2 separate regions of the Homo sapiens genome follow, and region 2 is linked to region 1. A link is a loop called in an ENCODE intact Hi-C map of the cell type or tissue named here. Cell type or tissue: endothelial cell of umbilical vein. All regions are shown on one strand. Region 1 has its middle 45 kb from the start of PDLIM5. Region 2 overlaps HPGDS (hematopoietic prostaglandin D synthase).

The links. Hi-C counts contacts between places; a loop is a spot of excess contacts. Peaks named below come from ENCODE experiments on the same cell type or tissue, not always from the same donor. Only the 100,000 strongest peaks of a DNase experiment are listed, where the experiment ranks them.
Region 2: it touches region 1 in a loop (2.9-fold over the local background); 37 of 110 quality-filtered maps call a loop at or near these places.

The regions. Positions count from the first base shown.
Region 1 is chr4:94,404,259-94,409,258 of GRCh38, forward strand. No RefSeq gene overlaps it. Among named protein-coding and RNA genes, the nearest start is that of PDLIM5, 45 kb to the right of the region's middle. In endothelial cell of umbilical vein, a CTCF peak has its summit at 2,595 (motif pointing right); a DNase peak (open chromatin) is centred at 2,613.
Region 2 is chr4:94,302,300-94,307,299 of GRCh38, forward strand. All of the region lies in intron 4 of HPGDS (hematopoietic prostaglandin D synthase), which reads right to left. Among named protein-coding and RNA genes, the nearest start is that of HPGDS, 38 kb to the right of the region's middle. In endothelial cell of umbilical vein, a CTCF peak has its summit at 2,265 (motif pointing right); DNase peaks (open chromatin) are centred at 2,272 and 4,612; H3K27ac peaks cover 423 bases.

The sequences.
Region 1 (5,000 bases):
GCAACAAAATACTCTAAAAGTATAACATTTGACTAGAATGAGATCGATGAGCAATGTCATGGAATAGGTATTATTTTGTAGCCACATCTTACTAAAAAATCAAGTATTAAAAATTATGGTATAATCAAAATAGGCTATAGGAATTATGAGACAAAATTATTATGGCTATAATAGTTTACGAAGGGCCTAAAGGAAAGAATGGCATGTAATGGCTCTCCAAGAATAGACAGGAATTTGATGCATTAAGAGGAATCTCTGGACAGAGGTTTAGAAGTGAGTAGTTAAGGGATACAACCTGAGAAAAGGCACAGATGACAAAGAACATGACAGGTGTGGGATAGTGAAGGAACAAACTTAAGTATAGTAGATAGCCCACCGGGAATTCTAGAAAATAAGACTAAATAAGTAAAATCAGCATAAATTATGAATGAGGACATTTTAACGTCAGACGTAAATTCAAATTATACTTTCATGATATCAAGAATATTTTAGGATGAATCATTTAGTATCAGAATTAAAGCTGGATGAGGGCAGGGATGAGCAGTAAAAACCAGATATACATTTAATACAATAATCCAAATTAAAGTACAAACATTGAAAATAGGGGGACTGGGACAAATACATGAAACATATTACATGAGAGGAATGGAAAGGAACAAATTCAAGACAAATTACACATAGAAAATAATGAAACTTTAAAACGATAGATTTAGACTCAATACCTCTTTCCTCCCACATCCCCTTTCCCTTTACAGCACAGTCTTTCATATATTTGAAAAGAGCTAAAACAGCACTACATCTTTCGTATTTTAGAAGTAATTTCCCCAGTTTAAGTATTCTTCATATGGCTTCCCACATTTCCTGCTGCTGAATACTATGTAGTTTGTCGATATCATTAAACTCTGATGCCCATAATAGAGAAGAGTATTTCACATGTGTCTGACCAGGGTAGAGTACAGCACTGATCTAAATACCATACTTATATTAATGCAGGCAATGTCTACATTGGATTTTTTTCCCTGTAATATCACACAATCAGTTCATATTTATCCTATAAAATCAACTAACTTCCTCAGAAACTTTATGAGGTCAAAGTCAGACCATATTCTAAGTCAGTTTACCTTCAAATATTTTTCACAGACCAGGCTCTAAAAATATTTTAAAATTAAGTATATATATGTATATATATATATATTTTTTTTTTAAAGACTCACTCTAGACATGGGCAAAATTTTTTAAATGTTTAGGGATATTCTGAAATCTTTTAGAGTGACTTGTTTTAGGATTCTCTTGCTGCCATTACGCAGCCCTATCATATGTGGATGCACAAATGAATGTGGTATTTAGTACAAATGATGCTCTTTCACTTACACGATGAGAATTTACTGATCTTGGTTATAGAAACAATTCTAAAACCTCTATTCCTGTTCCTAGCAGACACTTCACCCTTAGAGATCAAAGAATTTGAAGTCGTAAGATATAAATCGACTGGGAATCCAGACATTTTTCTGGACACTCATGTACATGACAGCAGGTTCATTAATAATTAGGTCGTTACACCGACAATTAATCAAGTCATGTCATTTTAATACATGGAAAATAAACCTGTCAGTGACAGCTTAACCACCTTTCATCTTCTTACAAGCAAGGCAACAAATAAATATGACAGTTTAAGAACAGGTGTAAATAAGAGACACGGCTCAGACAGGAATCTTCTCCTCTCCCTTTGCCATCCTCCCCCATCACACACACCTACACTAGTTTTATTTAACACCGTAACTCCTCTCCCATTATGATTTTCTTTTTTAAAAATTGCAGCTGAAAATACTGAAAATCATCCCAATGACCAGTGAGTCAAGCATGTAAGATCAAATGATTATTTTTCTAGTAAATAAGATACAATTACTGGCCAGGCACAGCAGCTCATGCGTATAATTGCAGCACTTTGGGAGGCCAAGGTGGCAGGATTGCTTGAGGCCTACAGTTCAAGACCAGCCTGGACAACATAGCGAGACCCCATCTCTACAAAAATTTTACAAATCAGCCAGGTGTGGTGGCACGTGTCTGTAGCCCTGCCTACTCGGGAGGCTGAGGTGGGAGGATCACTTCACCCCAGGGAGGTCGAGGCTGCAGAGACCCAAGATCATGCCATTGCACTCCAGCCTGGGTGACAGAGTAAGACTCTGTCCCAGAAAAAAAAAAAATATATATATATATATATACACACACACACACACACACACACACATATATATATGTATATATATATAATTACTCTTTGACCTTGATGGGAAAAGATGTACCATAAATTTTATCTTTGTACTTATCATCACCTATATTGCAGGCTTCTTCGGGAGTAAGAACTAGAACTATCTTAGTACCTTTTACATTTTGTTAAATGTAAAAATTTTTTATAGCAACGAACACAACCCACCAATACATAAAAATACAATGAGAATATGTGCCTTTTAACAAGGTAAATGAAAGACTTTTGTGATGTGAAGATGGGATTGGCAATAGATGGTAAACTTGAAAAAAAAAAATAAGTAAAAGAGGCAACTTCTCCGGGATATGCTAAAGTACCTGAGAAGTAGAAAGGACACCACTAGAGGGCGGTAGCCTCCTCGCTTGCCATAACTAGATTCTCTTATGCGAAACTTCCTACACCTAAAGTTGTTCAGTATTTCTTCCAGCTAATACTTGATTATTTTCTTCCTCCCACAGCAAATATCTGTTATGTTGTTTCACTAACCTTGAAATCCCAGTGACTCGGAGGTATAATATAATGCCTAGGAGTGTGAGCTTGAATAGAATATTTAGAACCTATTGTATTTTTATTGCTATTTTGGCCAAATAACTTTGAAACAAGCTGACACCTGAGATTTGGGAGAGATGTCATTTCTCACACCAAGTACTATGCACACAAGTAAAATTTAGTCTGTGGCCTGGCAAACGCTAGTTAAGATTGCTTCTTCTCAAGTCACACTTTGCCCTTTATCTTAGCACACAGGCAGCTGCGACAAGAGAGCCCTTTTGCCGAAAATAGCTTTCCAGCAGCCTGTCACTTTCCCCGAATCCATTAAGAGAGTGGTTCCCAACCTTTCAAAATGAGGACCCTTTACAAGCAAAATTTCACAGACATCTATGTGATAATTCTTGAGCTCTTAAAATTGGAGGTTAATATATCTATAACATCAAAAAGATAGTATAAAAAAGATACTATAATTTCAGTAACACCTTTTAATGAATTAGTATTGTATTAACCACAACAGCGTACATTTAAAAGATAGATAGAAGTACAAATATACAAAATATAATATTTAGCAGTTAACAGTTAAGGCTCATTGCCTAAGCAGGTTCATGAACCCCTGATGTAAACTCATGGTCTACCCCTTACGTACCCCACAAGGTCTGGGGTGTGCAAAGAGGGAATTGTTGAATTTGTGTATTATCCCACCAGACATCCAGTTTTAAGATGGAAACATCCTATTTTCTCATTTGACTTTTTTTAATACATCACAAACTCTCAGAAATGGAAAATGTGTATCTTTCTGCATACAATTAAGAAAGACCACAGTTTCTGGCATTCATCAGTTAACAAACCTAATCTAAGTTTGTGTGTAGCTGCTTACATATGATCTTCTTGTGAAGATTTACCAGGGTTCACATTTTTAAAATATCCATGAAAGTTTGATCTCTCAAAGACGTCAGTTCCACATACAGTGTGTCAGTATGACCTGAAAAAATTTCTCTGGTGTCCTAATGAGTACGTAACATGCATTCTTTAGCTTGAATTTCCTGTGAGTTTTGACATCATAGATTAAATATCTCCTGGCATATTAAAAGAGTATCTGGAGTCATGTAGCTCTGAAGAGAGCCAAGATTCCATAGCTCATGTTAGCTGACAGTGAAACTCCACCACTTAATTCTGGGAAAAGTCAAATTCTATCTTGTACCAAAGTCACTTACTGTACATACATTCTGCCCCTGCTTCTCATTGGAAGTGATCAACTGAAGGACAACATTTTAATTAAATAAAATAAAATGGTTATGTATTTAATTTAATTAAACATTCATGCTAGTTTAACTGTTATCAAGGTAAGATATTAAATATAATAGGATCCTATACAGTACTAAACTGAAGAAAATAAACTTACTCAAAAGACAGCATTCAATTCCTATGTCAATTAAGAAGCCATCATGTAAGATAGGGAAAATTAATTAATTATACTTTTCTATGTGTTGCTACTTTTCTACAAAACAGAAGTGATTGTTCTTATCCTTGTTAAATATACACATTCTTGTTAAATACAGAAAGGGGTTCTATGAGTCAAAGGCTGACAGAGAAATATAGAAGCTTGTCTGGAACCTACACCAGTGCTTCCCATCTATTTAGGTACAAGGTCCTCTTTTGAACATGCTAACTCCACAGTCTTTCACACTGGCAAGTCTGGTTTACGTATGCATCTGTGGGCCCTCGTCAGTGAGTAGAACTCTCTGGAATTTGGAGGCCAGAGTTGGGAAGTGCTGATCTGGGTTAACCTTCATTTTCTGAGGTCTGGAGAGATTAAGTGATTTGCACAAAATTACACAATTAACTAGGGTAAGCTACAGCTAAACTACAAGTCTCTTCAAGCTCTGTCTCATACAATTTCCACCACCCCCTAAATTATAGATGAAAGTACACAGAGTCACAGAAAGAAGATTCCTATGCTAATTCGGAGCACTGTATTTTCAGGCAAATTTATCAGCTAAGTGCTGAGAGCGCTACTGCACTTTAGATCTGGAAACGCAGAAGGGTGCTCAGGAAACTTATAAATAGAATGGTTGCAGATAGTTTGATGTCAGCTTTAGGACATAAATAATGTTTAGCAGGTGTCAAATCAAGGCTTGGTTCTGTCTGACATTTTCATCAGTGACCTAGATAAGACATTGGCAATCTATGGAGCTAAAGTCTCTCAAAAGAATTTTACATTTTCCTTCTGCTGTCTCCTGCCCAC
Region 2 (5,000 bases), 100 kb before region 1:
CTGAGGAGGAAGTAGATTTCTCCATCTTTATTCTCCCACATGAATTCAAGAAGAAAGAGAAGTAGCTAGATTTTTTATTCAAATTTATGACATGGAGATTTAGGTCTGATTCTCTATAGATGTGAGTCATCTCTTTATTGCTCATGGATTAAAAAAATAGTTTTGTGTCACCAGTTCTTAGTTTCTTTGTGTATAATGACTAAATATTTTACCCACAAAATCTTATTTTTTCTTAAATTTACTAAAGTGAAATGATTCTCTTGTCTTTTTAGATTCCTAAAATTTCCCTCTTTCTTAACCTAGCTTTTTTAAAGCTAAATAATGTAACTGAAGGTAAAGAAATTTATTTTATTTCGTAAGGCTAGACTCTTCTAGTTTGGCAGTTCTTCGTTTCACTATTGCGTTTATAATGAATCATGATCTTGGGCCTTTATGTATTTTCTCATTGGACTACCATTGTGCCTCATTATCAGATTTGTCCATCTTGAATATCATCTACAAAATGCATCATCTAGTTATCCCCTCTTGATATATAAACAAATATTATTTAAAAATTAACATCCTTAGGAAAATATATATAAAACATCCATTTTTTTAATTGTCATCATTTTTCTACTTAAAGCTCTGAAGACCAAATAATTTACTCAAGGCCTCTTTCTTGATAAGAGATGTTTGTTTATATATAAGAATTCTGCCTGTTTGAGTCTTGGTTATGAAATAGAAGCCAAACTCAAAAATATAAAATGTATATATCATTTATTAATATGTCTAAATGATCTATAATGAAATCCAACCTTTATTAAGATAAGTCAGATAGTGGATACTGTACCAATTTGCTGATTTACTTGCTGTTATGATTATGACTTAGCTAGATGGTATATACTACCACAACATAATGCCTTATATTTAGAATACAATTTGCAAAAGCATCCTTACATACAGGTTGAGCCTCCCTAGTCCAAAAATCCAAAATGCTCCAAAATCCAAGACGTTTTGAGCATGCGCATGATGCCCAAAGGAAATGCTCAGGGGAACATCTCAGATATCGGTTCTTGAGATTTGGTATGCTCAACCAGTAAGTATAATGCAAATATTCCAAAATCTGAAGAAAACCCCAATTCTGAAATACTTCTGGTCCCAAGAATTTCAGATAAGGGATACTCAACATGTACTTACATATGTTTGCCAGATTTAAAAACCGAAGCTTATAAAGCTTGTCATTATTTTGACTTTATGTTCTTTCCCTTGTTCTATAAAGTGCTCTGTGGTCAGTATGTTCATAGTTTTAAAGAAAACATTAGTTATGAGTCTTTCTGCTGCTTACACAGAATTTGTAATCCCATTGAAGGGCAGTGAGTCGATAACCATGTGGTGCTTGCCACAGATCTGCTCACCTCAGTTGGCATCAGTCAGAAAAGTAATGGCCAATTTGATTGTTGGACAACTTTCCAAAAACTCCTGTGTGCACTCCTGGCAAATTCTGTTCTTCTAACGTGCATTTCCAGAGCTTCAGGTGCACCAATGTTTGTGTATATGCAGAGTCAAATAAAACTCTTATATCTGTGCTACTGACTTCTCCTTGAGCCCAGATTGTCTTTGTAAGTTTGGTGAATTATTTCAGTCTAATGAAATGTAAATTAATAAACAGTGTAATTAGTATTTAAGTTTCATTTTAAAGTACAATCAACCAAAATAACATAAAGAAGATAAGATTTGATTACACTTCTTTTTTTTTCCAGATATATTTTAAAAAACACATTTCCTGATCCATCCTAGATAGCCACTCCTTTACTTGATGGATTCAGAAATTTCTAGCCTCCCTTTTCAGAGGAGGTTTTTTCACCCTGAGAATTTGTTGCTATGAAAGTTTAACAAATGACTTTTAGAGAGGTTCGTATATTTCTCAAAAGCATTTTCAGATATGCACTACCAAAATTATTTTGTGTTGGAACCACGACATCAGAATGTCCTCAGGCCTTCTCATTCTTCTTCCCCATCCTGTTCTTTAGATGAGGAAATGGAAACACAGATACATTAAATAACCAAAGTAACACTAATGGTGAGTTCAAGGATTGTCATGGTGACCAATATCCAAAGGCATCTTTTGCTTTTAATTCTTTTTTTATTGGAAATGGAATTTTTAGTAATAAATACTGTAAAATTGTGTGTATTTGGTAGATTTTTAAGGTGTATATGACAAGAATATATTCACTATCCATCTTAAGTGCATCAATATTCTGCCTTTGAAATTTTCACCTGACCACAAGATGGCAGCAATGTAGCCCACTACCAACAGTCTAAGAAATGAAATACAGAACAGTGCATTTTTCATTATATATTAGCCAAGTCCTGCTTGTTAATTAGATAGTCTATAGCTATCAGCAATGTTTCTGCAACGTGTTCTGCCTTTGTATGATTTAATCATGAACTTGGATTGCTGTGTCCTTTGAAATTGTTTTTTTGGAATTGGTGGTATGTAAGAGAGTTGTTATTCTAATACAAAGGTAGAGTGTTACTCTTATCATAAATGTTCGAAGAATATTTTCCTCTGGGAGGTGGTCTCTGTTATGGAGCCTCAGCCACAGAAAGGTAGAAAATAGAAAAGTAGAGAAGAGCAAACTGATAAATTGATAGACTGCACATTAGGGGGGTGTTTGGTACATGGAACAAAAATCTTTAGACACTTCTAAATTGGAGAGCATCTGTTTCTACATTTATAATGATATGTAAAATACAGATGCCATGTCTGACAAATAGTAAAAACAATTAACACCAAAGTATATAACACTATTAATTATAATAGTTAATATTTAACACTTCCTACCTAGCCATAGGCACATATGCTAACATTTAATCCTGCCAACATACTTCAAAGTAGAGCCTGTTGTATTCCCACTTTACAAAGAGTTTGAACTATAAATAGGGAGTTAAGTGACAGCTAGTAAGAAGGGAATCAGGATTCAACCTGGCAGTTTGACTCCAGAGCCTAAATGTACTTATGTCAAAAAGTTGTATTTCTATCATCAAAGCTGAGCTTCATTATTTCCTGGCTAGGCCTATATATATACGTGTGTGTGTGGGCAGACCCTACACACCTTACATTTATATCATGGAGTTAGTCAATGTAAATACTTTTGTGTCCGGATATCTCTATTCAAATCAGAAGGTGCTAATTAAATAGTATTTACAATAAATACTAAGTAGATAGTATGTGCTTAAATATGTGCTTAAGTAAATTGATAAGACTGCCTGCTATTTGTGCTGTGGCTTTCGACTATAGGCTTTAGCTTTAACATGTACATAAATATTCATGCGCAGCTGTTTTGAACAGCTGCTTGCACTGTGGTATTATACCCAGTGGTTAAGAACCTGGGGTTTGAGTCAGTGACGATTTGAATTCCTTCTGCACCACTTCTAGCTGAACAATTTTGGGTAAGTTGTTTACACTACATGAAACTCTTGTTTTCTTACTTGGAAGATGAGGATAACAGCAGTTTCATTCTAAAGGAATGCTTAAATTAGTTACTAATTTAAGCAATTGTATACCTAGGTGATGAGGCTATGGGATCTAAATTCAGCTGTCTGGGCTCAGTTCACAGTTCTGTCAGTTGTGTGACTTTGGGCAACTCTGTAACTTCTGTTTCTCAGTGTCTTCATCTGGAAAGTGAGCATGACAATAAAAAGCACTTATCTTGAAGTGGGAGGAGGGCTGACTGAGATAACACATAGAGCTGAGAGTAACACAGGCACATGGTGTGCATTTGATGAGTGTGGTTCTGATCACTTATTCAACAAGTGTGTAATGCCTACTATGTAAAAGGCACTGTGATGGCGGTGGGGGATCAGTTGAATAATACAGACATGATTCCTACCCCACGATGCATCCAGCTTGAGGAGACAAACAACAAACAAGTAATCACACACCACCTGCCAGTCTCTTTAAAATAGAGACTGTGATGAGCGTCCTAAAGGAAACCACTAGAAGCTGTAATAAAGACGTCTATTTAGAATTCTGCATAAAGATGAATAATTTGACAAATATATATCATTTTGCATTCATCTCTAAACCACAGTAATGAATATTTTTAAAAAGATAGAACCCACAAGGAAGTGGAAAGAGAGGAGATAAGAGCAAACAAAATTTGAAGCTAGTAAGCAGATGGGTGAATGGCACCTGTGAAGGGAAAGCCAAGAACCAATCCTATCAACAACACAAAATCCTTAAATGGCTCAGGAAATGACCGGATATGTCTAGAACTGGGGTTAAGGAGGTTTGGGAGGGGATAAAATGAGGATTGGTGGAAAACTATTAAGCGGTTTTAGCATGGGATGTTCTTCATTTTACATTACTAGACAGCTGTCCCTTCCCCATTCTTAGCGGAAAACAGCCTAAGAATTTTTATAAATTTAGAAGCACAATATCAGAAATTTAGAACTCAAGGACTGATGAGAAATGCTTTCTAAAAGTAATGCAGAAAAGCCAAGAGACGGGAAATAGGAAAAGAGCCAACCAACATCTGAATTACTGGAATTCTACTATAATGGAACAAAGAAAATAAAGGGGGAGGAAATCATTAATGAAAGAATTAAAGGAAATGTCCTTGAACTAAAGGACATGGGTCCCAGATTGAACGGAATCACCAAGGAAACAGCACAATGGATGAAAACAAGATCATACCAAGACTCACCATTGCAAAATTTTAGAACTCTAAGGGCACGTGTTTTGTAATCTTTCAGAGTGGAAAAAAAATAGGTCACATACAAAAGGTCAGTAATTACATTGAATTCAAACTTCTCAACAGCCTTTCAAATACTAATGAAAAACTACTTTCATCAGAATTCTACACCCAGTCAAACTATAAACAAGTTTGAGAATAAAATAAAAACATCTTTAAACAAATAAGGCCCCAAAAGCCCCAAACTTTTATTTCCTATGACCAGTAAGCTCTTAGAGGACTGTTCCACAAAAGCAAGGAAAGAAAACAGGAGAATGAACCCAG